Regions from separate parts of the Mus musculus genome. Here region 2 is linked to region 1. Evidence: chromatin loops called from intact Hi-C (ENCODE). Cell type or tissue: heart. All regions are shown on one strand. Links, peaks and the distances in the headings refer to the core of each region. The heading gives the core; the rest is flanking DNA.

Evidence for each region. Peaks named below come from ENCODE experiments on the same cell type or tissue, not always from the same donor. Only the 100,000 strongest peaks of a DNase experiment are listed, where the experiment ranks them.
Region 2: a loop joins it to region 1, with 2.2 times the contacts of the local background. A loop is called at or near these places in 5 of 42 quality-filtered maps.

What each region holds. Positions count from the first base shown.
Region 1 is chr8:11,750,835-11,761,500 of GRCm38, reverse strand. Arhgef7 (Rho guanine nucleotide exchange factor (GEF7)) reads right to left here. Exons shown (of 22, transcript NM_001372321.1): 2 at 2,984-3,070. Among named protein-coding and RNA genes, the nearest start is that of Arhgef7, 28 kb to the right of the region's middle. In heart, for the core only: CTCF peaks have their summits at 2,339 and 5,456 (motif pointing left); DNase peaks (open chromatin) are centred at 2,540 and 3,170; H3K4me3 peaks cover 2,070 bases; H3K27ac peaks cover 2,027 bases.
Region 2 is chr8:11,816,521-11,827,186 of GRCm38, reverse strand. It overlaps Arhgef7 (Rho guanine nucleotide exchange factor (GEF7)), which reads right to left. Exons shown (of 22, transcript NM_001372321.1): 16 at 9,303-9,527; 17 at 7,456-7,549; 18 at 5,138-5,227; 19 at 2,506-2,682. Among named protein-coding and RNA genes, the nearest start is that of Tex29, 19 kb to the left of the region's middle. In heart, for the core only: a CTCF peak has its summit at 3,926 (motif pointing left); DNase peaks (open chromatin) are centred at 4,446, 5,176 and 6,386; H3K27ac peaks cover 3,830 bases.

The sequences.
Region 1 (10,666 bases), core at 1,160-9,159:
TGACAGTTAATATACTGTGACTATCAACAAATATATCTAATATAATTTGAGGACAGAACAACAGCAAGTAAGAAAAAAATTCTCCATCTCTGCAGCTATTCCACCTGAGGAGCTGCAGACAGACAAAGGACTCCGTGACTTGTCTCTCGGTCACTGAGGTACTTCTGGTTGCAAACGTCAAGCGCATCACCACTGCCAACAGCACCACCACCGTCACAGTTCTGGTTGGTTTTTAGATACAAATGGAAAGACACTGATGTTCTTGTGTCCAGTTTCTGCACAAATCAGAAAAGAGAAGTGCATGTGTGTGTGTATGTATGTGTGAGCATGTTGACGTATGCAAGTTCACATACACACATGTACACACGAGGGCACTCATGCATGTGAAGCCTGCCAGATTGGCTCTACTCTCTAGGTGGCAAGGCCCAGGGAACCCTGCAATCTCTGAGCCACATCAGTAAGATCCTGTGCACCTCGCTTGGCTTTTTCTCTGGACCTCACACTTACGCAGCAAGCACTTTACTGAATAAACCATCTCCCTGGCGCCTACTCCAAATATTTTAAGGACAGCAGTTGGTGGAAAAATAAGCTGTAAAAAGAAAATAAAGAGGCCAGCAAGATGGCTCAGCAGGTAAAGGCCACTGCCATTAGGGCTAAAAAACTTCATCCCTGGAACTCACCAGGTCAAGGAGACACCATCAGTTTCTCTGACCTCTGAGCTAGTGCTGTGGCACACTGGCGCACACACATGAACGGGCAATAGAAGCTTAAAAATGACTGATACGGCCGGGTGTGGTGGCACGTGCCTTTAATCCCAGCACTTGGGAGGCAGAAGCAGGTGAATTTCTGAGTTCGAGGCCAGCCTGGTCTACAGAGTGAGTTCCAGGACAGCCAGACCTACACAGAGAAACCCTGTCTCCAAAAACCAAAAAAAAAAAAAAAAAAAGACCAATACTGTGATGGTACATTTTTTTCTTTAAAGAAATCATTAGGAGCTAAAGTAGAGTAAGCTACTAGACAGTCTTTCTTACTAACACAATTCAGTCTGAAACAATGCCCTGGGAAAAGCCCCTTGGTATTAAATACTAAAAACAAAAGCTACGTTGGAATTTAGGTTGTTTTGTTTCCCATTTAATATTAAAATGTTCTCAGTCTCCCATCTTTTGAGAATTGGTTGGATATTAAATGTGTCAGTCCTAGTATTGCTCAAAGGTCCAAGGCTCTGCCCTCGGGGCTTCTGGCTGCAGAAGATTAGGTCTTTCCCTGAATAGGCCTCTCCCCTCACACAGTTACAGACTAAGATGAGTTAAAGCCATTCCTTTCTATAGGAAATTCCTAAAACGTGATGGCTAAACAAACTGGAGATTTAAGTATGGTATACCTTGAGAAAAATATTATATTTTCCTCTACCATATTTTTAAGTAACTGGAAGAGATATTTACTCTTTAAAATCAACACACACAAAAAAAGACACAAATGGTCTTTTTTTTCCCTCCAAGAGGAAACCTATTTGCTATCACAAGTGCAACTTCAGACTCATCCTCTCAGTAACCAATCCTTAGCCAGGATTTGCTTGTGTTCAGGGCTGCTCTAAGTGCCTGGGACAGGCCCATGTTGGGCTCTGACAGCATCTCTGGACAAACTCAGAGCCATAAACATCACTGCTATATGAAACAGCAACAGCCTCTGCAACTTTTACAAAGCTGGAAAGAAGGGGCGACTTTCACGTTTCTTTAAAGCAATTTCTTATTATAACAGTTTACACTGGTTATGTTAATGTGTAGGGTGAGTCTGAAAAAATACTGTAACATAAACAAAACCCAGGCATATGAGGATAGAACCCTACGACAAAGGTCAGACAAAGTAAATCTCCAGTCTCTAAAACGGCAAGGCTGGTGCCACCAAGAGAAGCCAAATACCTGATTTTTAAAGAGCTGTGAGGCTTTCTGAAATCGCCCAACCACAATCCAATTATCTGCAGCAATTTCCTCAAAGACATCAAATAAATTAACAAAAAGGACGGTAACACTTGAATCACTATAAACCACTGTCTGTCCAATTTCAATTAAATACACTTTCCAAACGTGACTGGATGACTTCTACACTTCATCTCAAGAAACACGCAGTCAAAGACTGTCCTACCAGGTAAGGAAAACCGCACTGGGTCACCACAGGACTGGAGTGTGTGTGATTTTACCAACCCTTCACGGGGTGAAATTGCAAACCTCAGAAGCGACAGCAAAGCTTATCTACCTGAAAGTCCCCAAAAAGCAAAGCCACTTTTCTACATCTACAACAATGCCCCACGAATAACAAAAGCAAGGAAACAGCGACATCCCTGGGGAACTGACACAGAAGGACCACAAAGGGTGTTCATCAAGCACCATGGAAAAGACAATCCCGCGGAGGTGTCCCCAGAAGCAGGTTTTACAAACCCCAGACTCAGGCTCGGGAGTTTTCTAACGTAAGCAATTATGGATGGAGGATCCAGCCACGCCGCCGAATTTCGGGCCTGCAGAAGCAGCATATGAGGATGTGAGACCAAGAGGGGTTTGGCCCTCTACACTGCAGCTAGGACCTTGCCTGACCACCTGCTGAGGGCTGGGTCAGACCTGGATGTGATGCTAGGGATTCCCAAAGGGCGGTTTTCAGGATTGGACAGATGTCCCCCGAGCAACAGGGACTACCAACGTGCCACCTGCACAGGAGCTTGAGAACCAGTGGTTCGCGTGGAACCAGAACAAGGCGTGGGGTCCACGCGCCAGCCGAGGGGACGTCGAGAGGCTTCTTCCCGGTACAGGTAGCCCCGCTCCACGGAGCCGGCGGTGAGGAGCGGTCGCTCGGGACAGCGTCAGCTCACGCGACCCCGATCCGACCCCCGACCACCCTCCATCCCGGCCCTACCTCCCCGGAGCCCGACCCGACCTCCCCCGCCCCCGCCCGCCCGGCCTGCCCAGCCCGGCCCGGCCCCGCGCTCACCCACCTCTAGGCGCAGGGACGCCCCGCAGGCGCGCAGGAACTCGCGGATGTTGCTCAGGCACTCGCTCTCGTTCCGCGGCTCCGGGTAGACCTGCAACACACAGCGGCGCTGAGCGGGCTGGACGCTTCATCCGCTCCCCTTCCTAGGGGCTGCACCAATCTCCGCCCCTGCCCGCACCCGGAAGCGCGCCCGGGACCGGAAGTGACGGCGTCAAACCGCGCCCCCGCTGCCCCTTCCCGCGGCTGCTGCGTCTTGGGCTGCGGCAGTCTACTCCCCAGCCCCGCTTCACCCCGGTCTGCGCTCTCCTCCTTCCCCTCCCGGCTCCCCTCACCACGCGCTCCGTCTCCTTCGGGCCCTGCTCCGGTATCGTGCGCACCCGCCTCCTCCATAGCCGGCGTCCCTCCAAAGGCACTCCACTTCCTGGCCTTGCTCAGGCCCTGCCTCCTACAGACCTCCGCTCCAGCCCCACGCCCACCCCTCCAGGCCCTGCTCGGGGCTCCCATCCCCGCCTCCTGACCGGCATTCTGCTGGCAGCACCTCACGAATGCACAGAACTCTGCCTCTGCAGCACGAACAGCCCCAAAGAGATTCGAGAGAACTTCCCTTCTTTCTCACCTAGGTTCCTGCAAAGTGCACTTACAATAGCTTAATGAACAGCATAAATTCTGCGGGTCGTCATGAAAAATGCCCTGATTCCTATTCCCAAACACAGCCCATGTGCTTTGTGATTGATTAACCAGAGTCGCCGGCCACTGTGGCTAAGGCTTCAGAGAAGGCTCCTGTTGCTAGCCTTCACCATGAGCAGCGAGGGAAGGTCTGACCTACCACCCAATGCAGTCCGTGAGGCATCCTGCTACACTTGCCACATGTTACGATATGCACCCGACCGTACCAGACACTAAGAGAAACAGGAGCAGAATCTGAGGCTGGGACAATGTAAGGAAGACCCTGATACATCAGGAAAGATTTTTATTTCATTCTTAAGCTTCTTTGGGGCATGAGTTATAGTGCTGTTGACTGTGAGTGAACAGTACAATATATCCACAAGAAAAAAGATTTATCTAGACCAGGCTGCTCCGGAAAATTGCTAGGGCAACACTGAATGCCCCATAAAGCTGTGGAGAAGATGGAAAAGCAGCAAAATGTAGATTTATGAGATGACCAGTTTAAAAAAAAAAAGGATTAGACAGCATTTCGAGTCTGAAACATGCAGTTTCCTCAGCTGGTCATTAAAAGACTGATACATCATGAACGTATCAACTTACAGTTCAGAGTGGCTGTACGGATAAAGAGTTTAGGAAAGACTTTGTTCTCTATAGCTAGGGCTGTGCTAAAGAACAGGTTTCCAGTGCTGCTGAGACAGCGTGTTTTCCATGAATGTCGGAAAACAAAACTGCCTTATGAAAACAGCTTCTCAGACTCCTGAGCAAAGGCTTCCGAGACCGTGCAACCTTGCTATTGTGTGCCAATACCAAGGGCAAATTTTAAATATAAGCTGCCCCTAATGGGATTAAAAAAAAAAAACAAACCCCAGGTCCACTTAGGACCAAAAACTTCAACTGCATGCCAGTCACAGGAGATGACAATACATGTATGGATGGCATCCAGAATGCTCTGGGATTGATCCACAACTGCTTCATCCCAGTCCATAAACACTTCCAGGACAAAACCTTACTTTCTGGGTGTTATTAATTTAATGTACCTGTTCCACTCTCATTCAACCCCCTTAGGGCACAGTACAAGCTTTTAAGGCACACTGCCTAGACAAACTGTTTAGTAAAGCTTTTAACACTCAAAGGCCAGCAAGGAAACTACCATGTGAGACTATTGGAAACCCATCCCATGTGCAATGTCAGCTATGTTGGCACAACCTCAGGCGGCAGCAAGCTGGCTATCAGCAGTAACTATCAGAAAGGGTTTGGCCAAGTTGCCTTAACGACTCTGAAAGTATGACAGAAAATATAAGTAATAACATCAAAACCATAATGACTACTGCACAGCAAATGAGTGGAGAGTGGAAACAAGAAGGAAAACTAGAGGAAATTTGGCCTGGAAGGGCAGTAGAAACCACTGACCAAGTCCTAGAAATGATCGAACATGGCACTGGAATAAATACTGTCAGCAAGACAACACAAAGTATCCCCACAGCAGCTAAAATAACAATCCAAGTCTGCCTTGGGGGGAAAAAATCCTAAGACAGGAAGACTGGGAGCTCATACTTGAATGCAGCCTTGCTTCCACTGCGTTTGTCCCTTGAGTCAAAGACTGGAGGTGACAAGCCAAACAGACGAGACTAAGCAATGCTTCAAGCTTTAAGCCACTTTAAGTCTATTTAAAAAAAAAAAAAAAAAAAAAAAAAAAAAGCCAGTCTTCTAAGGGACAGCCATCTTTACCCACATCTTCCCCTTCTACCGAACTAATTCCAGTCTCCCCAAGGTCAGAGTTCAAAGTACATTCAACTTGCAGCTAGCGCCCCCTACGGGGCAATTTTAACATTTTCATGAAGCCAACCATGTGACCTTTGCAGAGTACTTTTCTTAAGACTTTTTTTTGCATTCCTACTATATACAGCGCCCAGTATGTGTGTGTGGGCTGCAATTACTGTCTGATTATGAACATTCTGTATATGTGCATATGTGATAAACCACTACAGCCATGGTAGATTACACAGTACTGTACTTGAGATGATGGCTTATTGTAAGTAAATACATAACATTTATAGCATACATTCTCCAAAAATGCCCATAAAATAAGGTCATGTATTCACTCGTTGGCAGAATTTTGTGACCAGCCATGTGCACACATGCTCACATCTACAAGTACATGCAAAATAAAAATATGACCAGGGTCTTTTGGTTTCCTAGCCCTGTATTTCCCCCAAGGACAATGTTGCAGTTCAGCATTCGAGATAACTTCAGAGAAGGTAAACACTACAAATAATTAGACTCATCTCTTCATCTCTACATTTGATTATGAAACCACAGGCTAATTGTTATTTTCTTTTCTTGTATGATGAGTATATAAAATAATGGAAGCAGCATACATTGATTTTGATAATTGTTAACTATAAAAAGCAAAACACCTTGAGGATTTACATATTAGTGAGAAATGTGGTTTTTAAATTACACATACCTGTGTGGGGCATGCGTGCCATGGTGTGTGTGGAGTCCAAAGGAAAAGTGTAGCAGTCAGTTCTCTTCTCTCACCCATGTGGGTCCCAGGAATCAAACTCAGGTCTCAGACTTGGTGGCAGACCCAGATTGGTTTTCATCTGTGGATTTTACCACTTTGCTAGAATGAAGTGTTGTCCACCACCAACTCTTCCTGACTGTTCTCTCCATGTGTGTGCTGAGTGGCCATCCATAAAGACGAGCATGTGGGAATGGGAGCTTTGTAATGGGACTTATTCTTTGACACCTAATGAGTGACAAAAGCCAAACTCCAGATGTGGCCTATTACCCATTCAGAGATTTTAAATGTTAATAGCTTCACTAGAGCCTCCTATAATGTCTATGAAAGCAAGGAATTAGAAAACCCAGAGTCACAGAGTCCCTGCTATTGGGGTCACTGAACCCAAAGTCACAGAGTCCCTGCCACTGGGGTCACTGAACCCAGAGTCACAGAGTCTCTGCCATTAGGGTCACTGAAGTCTTAACACCCTGGGTGTTTCATTTCATTTTTGTTTTCTTTTTTATAAAGCATGTTTGTGATTGTCCTTTAAGTGACAAGAAAAGAATTTCATCTTTTTGCAGTACATCTGAGGAAGACAAGAAATGGGTGACAGTCTGCCTTTTTGTGTGACGTAGGAGAGGAATGTTATGAAGAGGAGCAGGGACAGCCAAACTGGCTATGTGTCCTTATGACTACAGGCTCCTTTTTGTGGACACACTAGTTGAGGCTCTTTCCATGGGTTACCTTAAGACGTCCTGGCCCACATAACTCTCTGAAGTCTGGTACATGGGTACATGTAACTAGAACTCCAATGAACATCGCTGTTTGGAAAACTAAGGGGTCAACATTACGAGTGAAGAGCTCTAGCGCTATAACAAACATGTCACTAGGGGAGTCACTTGACCCCTCTAGGTCTATTTCCTTATCTCCAGTTTAAGGCCAGTAGCCTAACTGAGTTGTTGGATCAAGTGGATAATAAGTTAATCCAGCAATATTTACTGGGCCTCAAGTTCACAGCAGATCACACCATTTAGAATAGAAGTTCAGTTCCAGCTACTTGAGAGAGGGGTAGGTCTATCACTTGAGCTGATAAATTTAAGTCCAGGCAACACAGCAATACACCATCTCAGGGCAGAGGGGAAACACCTGTGGTTTCAGAAGTCCATAGTGTTTTCTAAAATGTACATAGTCAAGGGCACCGGAGACTGTAGTGAAAAACAACATGTCTAGGATTATTACAAGACAAAACAACATGGGAGAGTCCTTCATGCCTCTCTAAAGACAGTTTGCACATAGTCAATGAACAAATGAAAAACTAACATCATCAACCATCAGGGTCCACTCATATACATTCCCACTCACTCACGGGCGCACACACACATGAGAACACATTAAAAGTCCAGCCAACACTGCACGCCTAGCAGAGGGAGAAGAAGGAGAATGTTCACAATGTCAGGGTCGGCGAGGCTGAAACGCAACCTTGAGCCTGACTTGGGAGAGTGGACCAGAAAAACAGGCAGTTTCTTCCACAGTTAAACTTGTTTCTACCCTAGGCCCCAGCTGTTGTTTGCCCAGGAGAAATCATAGCCACCAAAATCCCGGTGTAAGAATGTTCACAGCTGCTTGCTGATTAGCGAGGCCACCGAGCAGAGGGCTCTGCATGTACTCTAGAAAGGCAACAGTGGCCTGACACTTGCTCTGCCCAGGTCATGTCGCAGGAATGGTGCGAAAGGTTCTCTACAATATTAACTTGCAAGCTTTCACCAGGAGATAATCAGGACTAGAAATCTTCTAAAGACCTTTCTGGTTTCCCTAGAGATACCCTTTATGCTTGATAATTGATCAAAATGTGCCTGATATGAAAATTAGTCACCAAGTAATGCTGAAAGCAGAGTCCAGGACCCTCACAGCTGTCCAGTTTCTCCTCCACTCTTCACCAGCTGCTCCTGGCTGGGGCAGTGAGTCCCTCCCCAACAGTCTCAACAAAGTGCCAGTGAAGGCAGCTGTCTTGGACAGACAGCTGGACAGCGTTTAGGGAGTCTGTGGGCCAGCTGTATGAGAAGGCAGGCCATGTGGGTCAGCAGGGCTGAGAGCATGGAGGGCATTTGCCGCCTGAGCAACCAAGTCCAAAGGAGAGAGCTGCTCATGCTGTGGCAGCATGAACCCATTGCCCAGAGTCCCTGTCCTCTGGGTTCTCACTGCACAAAGCTACCATGGTTCCCGGAAACGCCACCTGATTGTGATGTCCAGCCAGGCTTGGACATAAGAACTGTCAGAGGCTAAGGTCAAGATCCCAGGATGAGTGAGTGAGTGAATGAAATGGGGTGAGCTGTTGGGGAAGGAATATTCCAGTTCTCTCCCACAGGGAGAATCACTCAAGCTCCTGACTCCAGAACAAAGGTCCCACTCTGTCAACAATAATCTTGCCACCCAGTGGGGAAGATCACTATGTGTTCTGAGCCCTGTGCCCCTCTGTGCCATCCATGACATGGCAGGACCTACTGGAACATACCTCAGCTCCCTGTTAGACATCAGCCCTAAGGCCAACCCACTGGCACCTCACAGTAAAGAGCTAAGCTGAGCGAGCACCCATGCACCTGGTAACATGGCCATGTGGGCTGAAGTGCAGGAGCCTTCCCCAGGAAAGGTTGCAAAGAGCAGCACAGGGAGCCCTTATTTTACTCAAAGAGATGCCAAGACTTGTCCCAAACTACGCTGTGAGCTTCATCAGCCGGCTGTGTCTGCAGAGACATGGTCTCTCAGCTGCCCATTCTCTGACATTGACAGGCTTCAGCCTGTCTGCGGTCCTGGCAGGAAATGGGGAAACACTTCCCTCTGGACACTGGAGGTACTGGCTACATGGTGTACTGACACTATGTCACAGAGCTGTGAGCATCTCACCCCAGCTCCACACTTAGTGACATTACACTGGTACCCAGGAATCAATGAACACCAGGACTCAGGGACCCCCATCCAAGGAGCCCAGTTTGTTAAACACTCACATAATGGTTTGTTTTTTGTTTTGGGGTTTTTTTTTGTTTTGGTTGTTGTTGTTGTTGTTGTTGTTGTTGTTGTTGTTTTTGAAGCCAAGCTTCTACTGGAAGTCCTCTCTCAATGACAGCAGCTCTGGAGTCTATTTCAGGCTTACTCTAGGAGCCCTGCACGCACACACACACACACACACACACACACACACCAAACACAGAGTCCTTTATAGGCCAATGGGGAGTAATGGTCTCTTGGGTACAGACTTATCTCTCAACTCACAAATGGGCTCTTTCAGCCTCATCTATTTAATGTAATTTGTGAATCTGTGCTCTACAGAGACCTTAGCCTGAAGAGCTTCCCATAGGCAGCTGGAAACAGATAACAAAAAACAAAAAACAAAAAATCAGTAAAAACTATGATGCTTCCCCAAGACAGACCACCACCACACAACACATAAAAAGTAGTGCTGTGTGATGCAGGCCTGAAATGGCCACACTCAGGAGGTAGAGGCAGAAGGATATTTAGTTTAAGATCAGACTGAAGCCAGGTGGTGGTGATGCATGCCTTTAATCCCAGCACTTGGGAGGCAGAGGCAGGTGGATTTCTGAGTTCGAGGCCAGCCTGGTCTACAGAGTCAGTTCCAGGACAGCCAGGGCTATACAGAGAAACCCTGTCTCGGAAAAAAAAAAACAAAACAAAACAACAACAACAACAACAAAATCAGACTGGAGTACACAACAAGGTCCTGCCCTCCCCCTCAAGCCACTAGCTTTCCTTATATAACTGACCAGAAATATGGAGTACAGTATGGACAATACTCACTTGTAAACTAAAATCGGGTATAAGTGCCCAGAAAACATGCAGTCCCCACAAGCAGTGGCAACAGCAGATGCTCTCAAGGATGGCAATGGCAGAAGGCTTCTTGTAACTGTGCACTTACTGTACCTCATTATTAAGTAAACTAAGGGGAGGACAATAACTATCCCCCAGTCTGCCAACCTTCCCCTCAGGACAACATGCCTTCCCTAGTGCACAGCACCTTGTGTACGGATCCTATCAGAGCAGACCTTTATTACACCACAGCAGCCAGCCGGAAGATCCAGCTAGGCTGAAGCAGGGTCCCACTCCTCCAAAACACTCTATGCTTACTCTGCAGCATGGTATGGAGTGTACAGAGTAAACACGTGTGAGTGGGACTCCCCAGACAGTTCTCCTCAATCCACTGGACAGCAACGGAGGCAGTGAGCAAAAGTCGCCAAGGTTTGCTGCTAACTACCAAATAAAGTCCTTCTCAAAGACACATGGCTTAGTAAGAAAGCTTATTGGGAAAAAAATATAAGCCTTTAATAATGTTTATTTTTCTTTTGCTTTTTTTGTTCCCAGGGTATCCCAAACACCAGCTCCCAGACACAACGCCACAGCCACCAGGAAGACTAAATATTTTCTGATTGGATTAAACTGGTCAGACTGTAATGCACAATGGCAGACGGACACATACAGCCTCCACTCCCACCATAATTCAGAAAC
Region 2 (10,666 bases), core at 925-8,924, 66 kb before region 1:
GCCCTCCCCCATGTAACAAATATTAAAAGCCAAAGGCTAGCAAATGCAAAATTTATTTCAACTGTACAGAACAGATGTCTTTTTAAATATAAAACAGACACTTCATTGCCATATGCAACCACAGACAATAAGCATACTGTACAATACAATGCAACATTCAGATATACATCCAAGTGAGTTTTCAAATGGGAGTCTTGTACTAAAATGGCTTTTCCCATTCACAGATAAAGAGCACAATATATAATTTCCCCAAGATCTTATACCACTATATACATATTATTGTGTTTTGGCAATCTTACGCCAAACACCGAGTTAGTGTAGCTTAATAAAGACTTCTGACGAGTATCAGTTAGACAGGAACACTGTTGGGCCACCTACAGAAGGCCCGAGATGGCTTGGACCTACCTTCTCCATCAGTCTGCATCTTCCGTTTAACACTCACTGCATACAGGGCTTTACAGAGCTGCAGAAATGTTAGGTGCTATCAGCATGACTACAGTTCCACAAATGTAGAAACGATGGCCCCTCCAACGCTGTGTCCCCTCTGCTACATGAGGACCATCTCCTGTGCCTGTGGCACTAACAAATTTCTAACCAGGTCACAAAACTAATGTCAGACATTCAAAACAAACGCAAAAAGGTTGAGCTGTTGTTCCACAGTGTGGGCCTCAACAGAAATTGTCACCCAAATGGCTCTTGACTGGGACAAATGAGCAAGGGCAAACTGTCAGAACCAGCTCAGCAGCGCCGACCACAGCGACAGCTCCTTGAGCCAGCAGTGCCACTCCAGTCGGTGTGATGAGAAAACCCGAGTACAGCAGCTGTGCCTCACTGTTGCAGCACACAGCTGAGGACAGGCAGCCCATACTGAGGCAACGACAACCACCATGTGGGGGGACAACAGAGCCGCCTCATCACTAAATACAGACGGTTTGTGTTTGTTTTGTTTTTCAAAATTCCCATTTGCTATTTGGCTGAATCCATACAACCTTATTCCTATTGGAAATTAATACTGGGTGCAAGTTTGAAAGGCTTGCTCCTTGACTTTCATATAAAAATACAAACTCTTCAGGGGCAAAGCTGCTGCACAGCTACTGGGGACAGACAGACAGACTCAGTGTGAGCAGCTGTGCTGCCCTGCAGCTCCAGGTCAACCCCCTTCATGCACAGCGTGTGTGCTCCTCTACTCGCAGCAGCAGGACCAGCTCCCAGGAGAGGGAGCAAAGGGGTCAAAATACTGTATCCACTAGCTTGGCAACAAGGACTAGGGGTCAGAGGTCATGGCCACCAGAGCTCCATGCCCTGAAGGATGGAAAGAACATTATTCCCTATGGACACTGTGGCACCGTTTCTAAAGCAGGTGTCCAAAAACACTTAAAAAACAACCCTAAGGTTACACTGTAACACCACAACACCCAGGCCTGTGCTGCCCCTGGAGGAGCTATCGGGTGGCTGTCCGCTCTGATACATTGTAACACCACCGTACCCAGGTCAGTGTAGTTTCTCGAGCAGCTAGCTGTGGCTGTCTGCTCTAACTGAGGCAGCCTCGCATTCAGTTCTTCTCAGGGCCAGTGCAAACCCCTTACAACAAACGCCAGGAGGGCTCGTCTCCCAGGTCACCCTGCGGGAACATGCTCAGACTTCCAGACTGTGCTGTGCTGAGTACAGGGCTTCGGGAAATAACTTCACTGCCACAAGGTGCTCATGGCTCTCACAGCATCCTGTGGCTGTGGGACAGCCAGGCTGCAGGCAAGCCAAGCACAGTCACACACCAATGGTACCTCCCACTAGTCATCACTGTGGTTCAGGGAAGTATGGTGCAGTGGTGAATGTCTAAGCCGTGTCGGTGAGAGTTCTCACCTCACAGCCGTGCCACACACAGGAAAAGGCACAGAGCAATGGGTGGACACAGATTCCAGACTCTGCTCTCAACACCCAGTGGCACCAGCCCTGGTGTGCATCAGCCCGGTGTTCTGCACTGTCACCAGAGCAGCTGTCAACTGATTCAGTGCTTCGGTCATAGACAATCCTCTCAATCTCTCCACAGCAACTTGGTCAAGTGCATTATATATTAAAAAAAAAAAAAAATTAGATCCCTGTGTGTAAGGCTAGTCTTCTCCGTTGTGGCACTTGGAGCAAACCTATGTGGCTGCATAAAATAGAAAAGTGTCCATACGGCTGTATCCAAAAGGAAGGGAAACAGTTGCTACATGGAGCTTGTAAGAAAAAGCTCCCTGTTGGGAAAAGCCCATCAGGTACTCACTGGACTTGCCACCTCCCTCCAACAGGCAGCAGTTTAAATTCAGTCTTAGATTGGCAATTAAGCCTCCACTAGGTACAATGGGAAATACCAAGACACTCTCCAGAGTTGTTAAAATATCACATAAGAGAGACAAGGAACAGCAAGAAACGTCTAAGAAAAGCAGGCTGCAGTACAAGCATTGTTAAGAAAGGCTCAGTGCGTTAGTTAGTTCTGGTGAGAGATATATGAGCAGCAGCTCTTACGGGATGCAGAACCCATTCTGTAACTATGGGCTGTCCATATACTGTCATACTCAGAGTCTTCCGAGAGGTCTGAGGGCTCCAAACGAGAAAGGCTACTGCGACGACCCAAGGAGTCTAGACTTGATTGGTCGTCATCAGCCAAGACGTGATTATGCATCAGGTCAGTGCCTTGCCATGCTAAGACGGATGAAGTGACAGGTGCGACAGGCAGAGGGGTGAGGAGGGACGGACAGGAGAGCCACAACCAAAACATGGAACAAAAGCAAAAGGTGATGGGAAGAGAAGGGAAAGAGAAAATATTGTTAAAAAAATGGCAACATGTCTGCTTCTCCTTACTTACTGCTGGGCTTTCCTAATGAACTTAAGCACCACCCTCAGAATAAACCCAATTCTTCCTAAGCCCAAAAGTCGCAGTCCTCCTTCAAATGGCTGCATCTAAAGATACCTGTATGTCCCAGCTAAAAAGGCTACACACATTCATTCATGCCCAAAACATGATTCTATATTCTTGGCAATTAACCAATTCTATTGACAATTTATTTAGGACAAAAATCTGTAGAAAGATATTAATTACGTGGCCTTAACGTTATCTCCTACTTTGTTTCACCTCTGCAGTTATTCCTCTGCCAAGACCATACACAAGCAGAAGGTGCCTAAACTTACCGTGCCGGTCTACAACCTGCCCCAGCCTCAAAGTCTACGTGTGAACAAAGGGAAAGAGTGGTCCCTGGCTGCCCAGCCCAAATAAGCCCTGGCAGAGTGTGTTCCTATGTCACTTCCCCTGATGTGGAACCTTTACTATCAGAAAGGTGAGTACAGACTGGCAATGCCACCACGTGGAAAGGGAGTTGACAGGAGCAGGGGCAAGGGAACGGGGCAGAAGGAACCGCATGCGTGGTTAGCAATGTGAGCGTGAGCTGGCCAGCAGCTAGGTGGGCATGCAAGGCTGTATGGGGCTCCTGTGGGGAGAAACCACAGGGAAGCCTCGGCAACCAAAGCGGCTGTGCTCCAAGTCTGAAGGCCATTCCTTCTTTGAGACAGAAAGCAACGTCAACTGTGCTTAGCTTGCAAAGTCCTGCTAGCATCCACACATGTAGTGAACAGAGAGAAGCTTGAGGTAACGATATATTAGCATTCTCAAAACGTTCTGCTAGGCATTTAATGTGGAAATGTGCTCCCTAGGAGCCCGTTCCCAAATGCGCTCACCAACCGTATCACCTGTGCAGCACAAACTGTGCATCTATCCCATTTCTCAGAGAGCTAAGAGGAAGCCACGTATGGCTGTAAGCTGAGGCCCCAGGATGCTGGCTGGGAAACAGAACATCAACTGAGTGCACCAGTCGGCACACTGACCATGCTTTCTGCGTGGAAGGAATGGAGTCCGGAGCAGTGCAACAAAGGCTCTGCACAAACCACAGGCTGCCCTCCTCAGGCAGCCGCAGCTCACCCCAGGCACAGTTCCTCACCCAGAGGGAAGTATGGACTGTCACATGCGGGAGTTCACAGAGCAGCCAAGGTCACCTGGGACTATAAGCTGGGGACTCTCATTTCCCTTTAAGCACTTGAAGTGAGGTGACTAATTAAAACCACACATCTAAAATCTATGAAAGTGCTGGCTATGGTTACAACCTATCAGAATACATCACGTTTAATCATCAAAATTACATTCATGAGTCACTCTTCAGCATCACAATTATATATCCCACAGCTTGCTAGGGTGCCCAGGCTTCCTTCCCCACGTCTCTCCTACTCCTCTCAGCAGCTATAACCGGTTTTCCCTTAGAGATGGTAAGGACAAAAAGAGACCTCACTGAACCTCAGCAAGACCTTGACACCATGAGCAGAAGGCAGTGCAAAGCTGCAAGTGGAAGAGGAGGCCCCTCTCTGCCTGTAAACGCTACCGGGGCTGCGCCTGCCAAACCTGCTGGCTAAGCTGCAGGCTCCTCAATCAAAGCTCAAATGGCTGAAAAGTCCCTCCCACTTCTCCTGTCCGATTGGCAAGGTGTGATCTGAGCCGCCACACTGAAGGTGCTGTTAAAATGTGGAGGTGTCTTTCCAAAAACTGGGGTGGAGAAGGGAACAAGGTAGAAGATCCAACGGCAACCAGTTTCTATGCCAACCAGCCAGCTCCAAAACAAACAGAGGGAGGACCGCAGGCCCCTGCCTGCAGGTCAAAGGCAGAGGCCTCTGAGTCAGGCAGTGCTCCTGGATGCTACCACCATGCAGACTCTCACCTGTGAGGAGTTTAGAGAAACTACCTGGTGTCCACCAAAGAAACTACCATTGTTTATTAACAAATACTAAAAACAAAATAAAATTTAAAGGTGATAGAAAGATGGCTCTAGATTTGAATTTTAGATAATTTTTAAAAGGAGAAAAAAAAAAAAAAACCCCAGTAACACCAAAAAAAGGAGCAAAATTTAAGAAACTTCCACTGCCTTCTGCATGCAGCTGCACAGTCCAAGTTTCCTGAAGGATGCTGGCCCTCACACTGGATGCTCCCTAGAACACAGTACTGTGGGACACTGCTACACTACTTGCTAAGCGCCTGAAACCTCCCTCTCAAGAGCAGCTAGTCCGTGCAGCAATTGCTTGTAATCTGTGCCCACACGGGGTGAACTGCGACACTCACTTGAGTTCAGGGTCTGGCGCGTCTTTGCACTTGTGCAATAAGCTTCGATAACCTTCAGGATCTGAGCGTCTTCTTCCAGCGCCGCTGTGCCTGTTGAAATACATGAGCCATCACCACTCAGCACACAGCCCAGAGCTACACAGCGCAGTTCAGATGCCACCCGTCACTTTCTTGTGAGCTAACATTTAGGCTCTCTAAATAGTTATAAATAGCTACACTTAAGAGAGTATAAGGTTTGAAATTCTCATCACAGCTCTGTAAAGTCCTATGTCCCTCAGTCTCTCCACTCACACACACCAGACAGACAGCACAAGACTGGAATATGTGGCCTACAGGAGACAGGAGTAGCCAAAAGACCTCAAGTCTCATGAGAACAGGAAGTGAGACTCAGAGCTAAGCACCCCAAGTGTCATCGGCTGGGCCTTGACACAGTGTGGGTAGGAGAGCTGCAGAGCCATAACGTGAAACTTCTGGAAAGGCACCAGATCACAGGCCTTAAAGGGGCACTGTCTCTGACCCTAGAATTCTTAGACACTAATGTAACAAATTTACCATGCCAAGAACAGAAGTGCTGCAAAGCTCTGCCTTAAATATAGCCTAGCCACCTGGGTACAGGTTTCATCTCCAGGCAGAGGCCAGAAGGAGCTGTCAGGCAGTGGGACCAATCACAGCCCCTTAGCCCGTGCTCAGAAAAGGGTGGCATGTGGAAGAAAGCTACTTGTTTTTTTATATTTTTCTCTCTGGTTCTAAGTTACTTAGCTGTATTTTTTCTTTTCTTTTTTAAGTTCACTACTCTCCAACCATGGGAGACCAGAAGGCTGATACTCTCACAGCTGTAAATAACTATGCCTCCGTAACTTTTATAGGTTTGTTTATTTCACACAAGGCCACACTGTGTAGCCTTGATATTTCTAGAACTTGCTATGTGGCCAGGCTGGCCTCTTATCTTACGGAGATGTCTGCCTCATTCTCTGGAGTGCTAGGACTAAAGGCATGCACCACCATGTCCAGTTCTCAGCAATATTTTCAGAAAGTAAAATGTATATAAGGCAAACCAAGTATTTACTTCAAGACAGAGGACGGCAGTCCTGAGAGCACCCAGCTCACCACCTGCAACAAGTCATGAGGCCAGCTCCCGCAGCTCCTGGCCTCTTCAGAGGCTGCAGGAGACTACAGGAAAGGTTTCATTCCCTCTGGGCAGCAGCAGATCCTTCCCTCAGGGTGCTGGCTGGCTGCTGTCACCAGCTGCTCTGCTCACGCCTGGGTGAGCACATGCATTCCACACAGGGGCAGAGAGCCACTGAAGCCAGCAGCAAACTGCAGGCTCGCTGTGTCCACAGCTATGCCAGTCGCTCTCCTCACAGCTGCAGATGTGGACTACCCATGGACACAGAGCGTCCTAGCCTTCCAAGCTAACCAGTACATTCCAGAAGCTTGAGAGGTGAGTAAGGCTTGCTGAGCATCTGTCTGGCTCACATGTTGAGTGGGGATCAGCAACACAACCCTTCTCTTCAACCCTTGTCCTTGGTCTGCCATATCCTCTCATCCCTAACCCGCTGGGTCTTCTGGGTAAGGATGCAATACTAGACTGCCTCTCTTGTGAGCTGAGCACACACAGCTTTCGCATCACAACCACAGCTCTACTACCACTCACCCTGCCTCCAGGCTATGTCTCCCTAATGCAGGCCCACCCTGCACCAATCAGACAGCTGAGACCCCCTCAGCAAGTGCCCACCCGTGCCCAGGAGGGGGTGCTGCTGCTGTCAGTGCTAACCCTGAGCAGGTGAGCAGGCTGCTGCACAGCACCCCTTCTCAGCAACAGCACCAGTGATCCAGGCACAAGCGAGATGCTTTTACACAGATGCCTGGCTCCCGGGGAGATCCACCCAAGGACCAGTGCTGCAGACTTGGTCTCACAGCTGGGCACAACACAGCATGAAATGTCTGCCAGGACTGAAGGTCTGACTAACATTCGGGTCCCAGCACCCATCGTGTCAGTCACGTGGAAGATACATGGTAAATGCTTATTCAATCGGGCCACCAGGCACTCCTAAGCCCAGCCTTCACTTCTCCTAACAGACAAGCCCTGTGTGAATGAGAGGAATCTGGGTCTAATTCAAATTATAGATCTGCTGGGTGGAGGAAAGGCACCAGGAAACCACAACCCCTCGGAGAGGTGGGCTGGAGTGAGGCTGGAGGAGCAGCCGATGCAGAGACTGCCCTCTCCACTCAGCCAGCTGCTTGTGGAGGTGCGGGCCCTGCTTCCCCTGCACTCCCGCAGCCCACGACGTGCCATGCTCCCACACATGGGCACTCACTCTTGCGCACAGCGAACTCCTCGTCCGAAGGCTTCCGCTCGGGCTTGCGCTTCGGCAGCAGCTTTTTCATGGTCTTGGGGCTCTTACTGAGATCCTAGGGAAACACCGATAATAAACATACTAACAGACTGTATGACACCAGCCGGCCACCACCAAGCACCTCTCACCCCCATCACCAGTTTGTCCATGTTTCTCTGCCAATGCCAACATAAACACAGGCCAAGAGCCAAGAGGACGTTCCATCTTCCCTCACCTACAGGCCTCAGCTCTGACGAAAACCCCTTTGTTAACAAACCCAGACCCCACAGTGTACATGGCAGTAAGGCGTGTGCCGAGCAAAGGAAGGACAGACCGACTCACATGCTCCACAGAGTCAGGACAGGGCTGTCCATTCTAGGGTAGAGAGGGAAGGGAAACAGCAAAGTACAAAATCCCAAAGTTAAAGCAGAGGGGGCAGGCAGGGAACCCATGGCTAAGCACAGACTCCTAGAGACGGGACTTGCTGGCTACTCTGTGAGGCCCATATCCCAGCTCCCAGCAAAGTAGAAATGGATGGTGGCCAGCCACCATCTCAGCCTCTTTCCTTTAAGGTAAAACTGGAGTATGACACAGAACGCTGGATGCAGTAGGCGCAGGCACCTGCCTCCCTCCCCGCAGCTGCTGTTACAAAGGGGCGAGCGAGGCACTTCTATGGCAGAGCAGACTTCATAGCTATCTCTTCCATGGCTAACTCTTAGAGATCCTCCTGTCTTTGTATCTGGGACAGTGGAATTAAAGGCATATGCCACCATGCCAACACAAAACAGACTCTATATTTTGTCTTGTTTTTAAATGTATGCTTGGGTTTTGTTTGTCTTATTTATTTTTGTTTGTTCTGACTTTCCTTTTTTGGTTTGAGAGTGTGAGAGAGAAAGAAGATGAAGATGGGTAGGTAGGGAGGTGGAAAGGATCTTGGAGGTGTTGGGGCAGGAGAAAGAATATGATCAACGTATGCTAGACTTCATTGTTTGAAAGCTCTCTCCTGTGGTCCATGCTGGTCAAACTTAATGTGCTACAGAGAATCTTGAGCAGAAATCAGTTCCAACAACACTGTACTGTGGACTCGACAAACCACTGAAACACAGGAGCATCCACCCAGGGGGCCTGCCCCTCTCACTCTTCTCAGTGTGTCTCGCTCAGTGTGAGTCGCCGTGGTCAGGCTGACACCTACTGCAAACCTGGCTTGTCACACTCAGCAGTGCTGAGCCTCCTCAGGTGAAAGCAGGGTTAGGTGAGCGCATGAGACTTAGTGAAGATCAAGTGCATGGTGGCTGCACTCACATGCAGGGAGAACAGGAGCACTGAGGAAGGCTGCTGCACCTCCCCTCAGTGCAAGGAGGCACTGCCTTCAGGGACCAACCGCTTTCACTAGGGAACCTGCTCTTTACTTCCAAAGGCTTCAGGACTCTGGGACAGATCTTAGGCACAGCAGAATGGCATGCAGTCAGGTGAGGCCCTCGGCCTGCACGTTCGCTCAGGAGCACCTCAGGCTCGGTGCCTCCTGGGCACCACTCCTTCAAGTGTGGGCACAGTGCACAGAGGACTGGAGGGGTGCATGCTCACTCCAGTTTGTTTAAAGGTGACACCTGGCCCTTGTAGCAGAAGGGGATGACATGGAGTAAGGGCAGACCCTCTTCTTGGTTCTGAAGATGCCATGAGGTGGGGCATGTCTTCACACCATGAACAGAAACACAAGACTTTCACTTCTGAAGTCACCGGAAGGACTGCTGTAGCTAAGTGCAGACCTCACATAGAGATGTCAAGGCATGCTCACTGCAGTGGCTGTCTGAGTGGCTGCAGGACCTCACCTCCTTGTAGCAGAGAGCAGCTGAGGGCCGGAGGGGAGGTGCAGGCCGCAGGCAACTCAGGCTCCAAGGCTTGGGGGTCTTCGGAGGCTCCAGGGGTCCCCAGCTGATGGTGGTGTGTGGGGTGCCATGGTGAGAGGGGTGGGGGAGTGTGTGGTACGCAGGCGTCAGTGCCACGGGCTTGCTGTCCGCGTGTTTGCTGGATGGAGTGAGAGGATGGGAAGGAAGCTGCCAGGCACAAAAGCAAGAGCAGAGAGCATGAGATGGGCAAGGCCACTGAGACAGAAGGCCCTAACCACACGGCTCCAGGGACAGGAGCCCAGCGTGTGCTCCTGGGCAGACATGGGGCTGAGAGACCCACACTCTGTACAGGTATCAGCTGCTATGTAGTACTGTATGAGAAGCTAGTACATGTATCACAATTTCACCAAAAGAAAAAACAAAACAAAACAGACTTAAAAAGCTACCAGGTAGGCCCCGACTAGAATATAGTAACTGAGTGGGGGCATGCTCCCTGGACATACACTGTCACCTGTTAACACAAGAATGAGAGCAAGAACTGTCCCTTGGGGGTGGGGGAGGAGGAGGAAGAACTTTCCTCCAGGTGCTGCAGCCAGGCCTATCCCATCTATGGGTCCTCCTGCTTAGGCAAACCCAGTTGCCAGAGCTATGTGAACTCAGGACTACAAACCATTTGGCCTTTACAGGAAGATGTTAATATCTGAAATCAAGATATGTTTATCTTAAAAATCTCAACTTGTTTTAATAAAAGCAGAGCAATTTGAGATCTGATTCTTCAGTGGGGGATGTTATTAATAAAGTTTCTATTCATAGAAAACCCCCAAATCAACCACACTGACAATGAAATGAAAATGTTGATAAAATAAGCAACATTCACGTGAGCTCCTGGACTTCCTGTAGCCAATGCAATTTCAGCACAATTACAGAAGGCCGCTGCGTAGCCTGGGAACTGAACACTGACTGTGACAGTCGGCACCACAGAGCTGAAACCAGAGCCCAACGCTCCAGGCTGCCCACTAGTTGCTGGCTCATGGTATATTACAAAAACACCATAACACTATAGAATACATTTTCTCAAATCAAGGAACCTACACATTAGAAAGCTGTGTCCCATGTCCCTTGTGGCAATAATCAGGTAATAATTAAACACTGGCTTGTTCCTCCTTCCTTGAAAAAGAAGAGCTATGCCTGTGACTAAAATGAGAGATTAACTGATGCCAGACAGAACTGGGTCCCAGGCAGAAAGCTTAGGTATGCCGCCAAGGAATTCCTGGAACAGCAGGCCTTCTCACACTAGCATGAGGGGCATCGCCTTCTCCACAGCAGGACTGACTACACAGCTGCCT